2 separate regions of the Homo sapiens genome follow, and region 1 is linked to region 2. A link is an interaction called in ENCODE POLR2A ChIA-PET data of the cell type or tissue named here. Cell type or tissue: CD4-positive, alpha-beta T cell. All regions are shown on one strand.

What was found. Peaks named below come from ENCODE experiments on the same cell type or tissue, not always from the same donor. Only the 100,000 strongest peaks of a DNase experiment are listed, where the experiment ranks them.
Region 1: POLR2A ChIA-PET joins it to region 2 with 6 read pairs; 1 of 35 experiments calls an interaction of 5 or more read pairs at or near these places.

Annotation. Positions count from the first base shown.
Region 1 is chr9:4,237,803-4,240,302 of GRCh38, forward strand. The region is part of intron 2 of GLIS3 (GLIS family zinc finger 3); the gene reads right to left. Among named protein-coding and RNA genes, the nearest start is that of GLIS3-AS2, 60 kb to the right of the region's middle. RefSeq lists an enhancer at 158-677. In CD4-positive, alpha-beta T cell, no CTCF peak of the experiment used is centred here; no DNase peak of the experiment used is centred here; H3K4me3 peaks cover 259 bases.
Region 2 is chr9:5,844,027-5,846,526 of GRCh38, forward strand. It overlaps a transcript of ERMP1 not described here. Among named protein-coding and RNA genes, the nearest start is that of ERMP1, 12 kb to the left of the region's middle. RefSeq lists enhancers at 487-606, 737-856. In CD4-positive, alpha-beta T cell, no CTCF peak of the experiment used is centred here; a DNase peak (open chromatin) is centred at 955; H3K4me3 peaks cover 739 bases; H3K27ac peaks cover 1,087 bases.

The DNA of each region.
Region 1 (2,500 bases), 1.6 Mb before region 2:
TGTTTTGGGACACACTGTAAGCACATTTTGTCTTTCCCAGTTCTCTCCAGCTTCAGCATTTTATCAGTTTGATGTGGCTTTAAACAACTTTCCCTTCCCTAGTTAATTCACTAGCCCAGCAGCTGCAAGGGACAAGATGAATCCTTTCCATGTTCCCCTTATTCTCCCTTTGAGCAGGGACTGTCCAGAACTTCCTCAGAATTTCTACCTAGGAATGTTCTAGACCAGAAATTTTCCTCAGGAATTTCCTGTTGCCACCCTGTCCTGCTTCTATACCAGTGAGCACAAAGTCAGGAGTAAGCCTTTAGGACCACTCCGTAAAAAAGCAACTGGGACTTCTCGTTCCTACTTTACATAAAGTTTATTCCCTGCCCCCTCCCGCTGCGCAAAGAGCTTCCTGAGAGACCGAAACAATGTGGCTAAAAGGAAGGCCAAAAGGAGGGAGGTGATCTCTTAATAGAACTCAGTATTTAATCCTCCCCCACCCCTAAGCTCTGCCCAGAATAGATGACACAGAAGGAGAGGGAATTGTTGTTTTGGTGGAGAGGAAGAATATGACCGTGAATATACTCCATTCTATTTGAGAATGAGAGAGTCTACCCACATGAGAGAAGATGTAAATCATCCCCCAACATTCTAACTTCCTTCCTGAAATACACCTAGACCTAGCAGTTTACAATAATTTTTAAAAAGTGCCAAATATGCCCCCAACTTACAGTGCTAAAACCACCGTGGCTACCTGAACTCAGAAGGCCCGTGTGAAGCAACCAAAGAAAGCTTAACCCTTTCTGGGAAGTAGAATAAGTTTTGCCAGTGTTCTCTCAGTTCTTCATAACCAAAAACAAAACAAAACAAAATTTACTGAGCACATGTTCTGTCTGTGTGTCATTCCTCATGAGTCAGACACCTTCTTATCCACTATACTGTGTGCCCACTTGACATCTTTCTTCCAGAGTTGGCTTTAATTAAATCCTTCAGCACTAATGTCCCAAAGCATTCCGTGAGTCAAGCTTTCCCTGGGGTTAAGACTTTTGAAATGACCAGCAGAGAGATGGACTCTAACTACTAAGACTACTATAGCCACAGCAGCTACTGCAGTGACTTTTTCACCACGAGGCAGCCAATTCAAAACAAACGTTGTTTTTTGTCCCTGCAGTAGTTTGCTGAGAATGATGGTTTCCAGCTTCATCCATGTCCCTACAAAGGACATGAACTCATCATTTTTTATGGCTGCATAGTATTCCATGGTGTATATGTGCCACACTTTCTTAATCCAGTCTATCATTGTTGGACATTTGGGTTGGTTCCAAGTCTTTGCTATTGTGAATAGTGCCGCAATAAACATACATGTGCATGCACTGTTGTGGGGTGGGGGGAGGGGGGAGGGATAGCATTAGGAGATATACCTAATGCTAAATGACGAGTTAATGGGTGCAGCACACCAACATGGCACATGTATACATATGTAACAAACCTGCACGTTGTGCACATGTACCCTAAAACTTAAAAGTATAATTAAAAAAAAAACCAAAAAAAATGTTCTCTTAACCCATAGACGTTCACGACTTTTTTTTTTTCTCTGCGATGAGGAAGATGAAGTTGTTAGACTACTGTATTCGTATTCCAATGAACGAACCTAGATTACAGGCTGCAGGGTTGGGGCTATTCCTAGAGACCTAGAGCAAACTCTACTTCATCATTAATGAGAAAACATTTGTGACAACCATCCCAACACATCAGTCATTGAGATCTTGGTATCAAGGTTGAGAACCACCATACTGATGTGCTCTAGCTTTCTATAAATTCAATGTAACAGAAGGTCTACGCTTTGGAGGCTATACTGGATCTGAATAAGTGATCTAAAGATTGTTTCTGACTTTTCCATTACCTACTTCCCTCCCTTATTAGATTGCATCTAGGACACTAAATAGGTTTTCATTTAAAAAGACCAACAGCTGATTACAAAGTATTTTGAAGCTATGTCTAAATGCAGTAGATAAAAGAACTGTGGTTGATTTGTATCATCTACCACGGTCATTAGATTTCAGGAGTGTTTGCAAATGGCACTTTGTATTTCCTAACTCTGTATCATTAGACCTTTACAGGAATAAAGGATAACAGCCCCATCTCAAACTCATCTGCCTTATTTTAGTCATTATTAAGTTACTTTTTTCTAACTTCACTTTTTTTACGTTGAATTATTTCTGCAACCATTTAACTTGATTTTTTTTTCAGTTCCAACTGAAGATAGATAAAATTATAGTATGTAAGTAGTGGACACATATTTTATCCTTCTTACAATTAATTCACCATCTAAAGCAGCGGTCTCCAACCTTTGTGGCATCAGGGACCAGTTTCATGGAAGACAATTTTTCCACAGATGTGGGGGAGGTGGGGGGGGGGGATGGTTTCGGGATGAAACTGTTCCACCTCAGATCATCAGACATTAGTTAGATTATCATAAGGAACGCACAACCTAGATCCTCACATGGGCAGTTCA
Region 2 (2,500 bases):
TGAAGTATGATGGCATTTCCGGGAGAAGAATCTCAGTCAGACCTACAATCAAACATACATTTCCTTACCAGGGGTAAGGAAAAAAATCTTTCCTCTTAAAATTAGACACCCTGTCCTGGAAAACACTAACATCCTACATCCTGAGACTTCCTTCCTGCAGCCTTCCAGCTCTTTCTGCCCAGACTCAGATGTAAGTGGCCAAGTAGCCACAGGCTGCCTAGCAGAGAAGATTTTGTGTTTTTTTGTTTGTTTGTTCGTTTGTTTCAAGACAGAGTCTTGCTCTGTCACCCCAGACTATAGTGCAGTGATGCGATTTCAGTTCACTGCAACCTCTGTCTCCCAGGTTCAAGTGATTCTTGTGCCTCAGCCTTCTGAGTAGCTCTTATTATAGGCATGTACCACCATGCCTGGCTAATTTTTGTATTTTTAGTAGAGATGGTGTTTTGCCATGTTTCCAGGCTGGTCTCAAACCCCTAGGCTCAAGTGACCCACCCTCCTTGGCCTCCCAAAGTGCTGGGATTACAGGCGTGAGCCACCACGCCTGGCCCTAGCAGAGAAGATTACAGTCAATCTTTGTGAGAACTAAAGAGAAACTTCTGCCGTCACCTTTGCGGAGAACTGTCAAGGAGCCGCTTGGTCAGAAGAGCAGGAACTCCTCTGGAAGAAGCCTGGGCATACCTCCTGCACCCCTCCTCATCCCCTTTTTGTTTATATATGGGTGGATTTTTCAACTTTATCAGCCTTGCAGGAAACCATAAATATATTTCCAGTTGACAGTCAAGTTTTCTGGTTGTGAACCTCAGGTCTTCTAAAGTCACCATCTGCTACAGAAACAAAAGTCAACAAATACCACATTCTTCCCAACTGGTCTACCAAAAATTATGGCTGCTTTGAGCATGTCAGCCTTGTGGTTTTCTTCAGAGGGCAGGATGTGTCCTGGCCCCTCTGGTAGTTTAGCTTGGTTTCCTGCCAAAGCGAACAGGGGAAAATGTCCCCCCACCCCCGCCAGCTCTTCCTTGGGGCAGTATAGGGCCTTTGAAACTTAAACTTGCATTTGTCGAGCCTAAAACTTGAATCATCGTGTTTTGTTTTTGTTTCCATTGGGAAACTTTCAGTGTTTTTTTTTTTTGTTGTTGTGGTGGTGGTGGTTTAATTTTTTTATAAATCATTGTTTCTTCTTAAAGTTTTAATGCCCCTGACCTGTGACTCTGAGAGGATTTGACAAATTATCTGTGCTCTTAAAAGGAAGTTTCTTGTCAGGTGTTTTTGCTTGTGCCTATAATCCCAGCTACTTGGGAGGCCAAGGCGGGAGGATCACTTGAAACCAGGAGTTCAAGACCAGCCTGGGCAACATAGCAAGACCCCATTTCAAAATAATAATAATATTAAAAGTAACTTTCTTAAAGTTTGAGGGAGTGGGGAGGAGGATGAAGAGAGAGAGAGAATAACTTATTCAAGTTATCTTCTCTTTTTCTTTCACAAAACTAACTCCTGATTGATTGATTGATTGATCGATCGATAGATTATCTGGAGTTCTTCCAGCCTGTGGATTAACTGCACTCCACCTCATCACTCCCTTCCATTTGCTACCAGTGTCTTTTGTTATTTCTGCCACAGATTCTCTAGTGAAGAAAAGAAACCACTCAAATTGGTTCTCCTTGATCACACCAAAGAGAGGTTGTAGGGTGCCCTCTTAGAGCAGACAGTGGAGTCAACTCTTGCCTCAGGAGAGCACGCCTTGCTAAGGGCTCTTTGGGTATTTTTGTGAGGAGACTGAGGAGAACTCAGTAGGCCTGAGGAGTATTTTTGAGGCCACAGAACCATGGACAGGTGTAAGGGGAAGTTCCAGGAGGGAGGCAATTAGTGTAACTGTTGTTCAGGCCCTCGGAGTGTTTGGGTCAGGGAGAAGGGCAGAGAAGAAGCCACTTTGGAGTGTCAGGCAGGCCTGGATGGGCAAATGTGGCCAGTCAGTGCTTCTTGAACTTGTTTGTGCTTAGGTGCTACCTGGGGATCTGGGTCTGGAGAGGTTGGGTGGGGTGGATTCTGCACCCCTAACACAGCCCCTGCTCATGTTCATGCTGTGCTTTACCTCACTAGGTAACCACACTTTGTGAAGCAAGATGGTAAATATTCTGGGAGCTAGGGACAGCTTAAAGGTAAGGCCAGAGGCAAGGCCAGGGACAGCAAGCAAAAGCAGCCTGCATCCATGTCACTATTAAGGCACCAGATGGACAGTCTTACTGGAAGCCTGCCAAAAGTAGAGCAAGACCCCTCCCCCGCCACCCACCCAGTGGCCCACAGATCTGGGCTCAAATCCTAGCTCTGCTACTAATTTGCTGTGTGACCTTAAGGAAGTCATTTCATCCCTCTGAGGCTGTTTCCTCATCTGTAAAAACAGAGATATTAAAACCTCCCTTGGCCATTTCACAGGGTTACCCTGAAAATTAAATGATATAAGTATGGGGAAGCTGTTTGTAGCTGCCAAAGTACTTTGCAATGT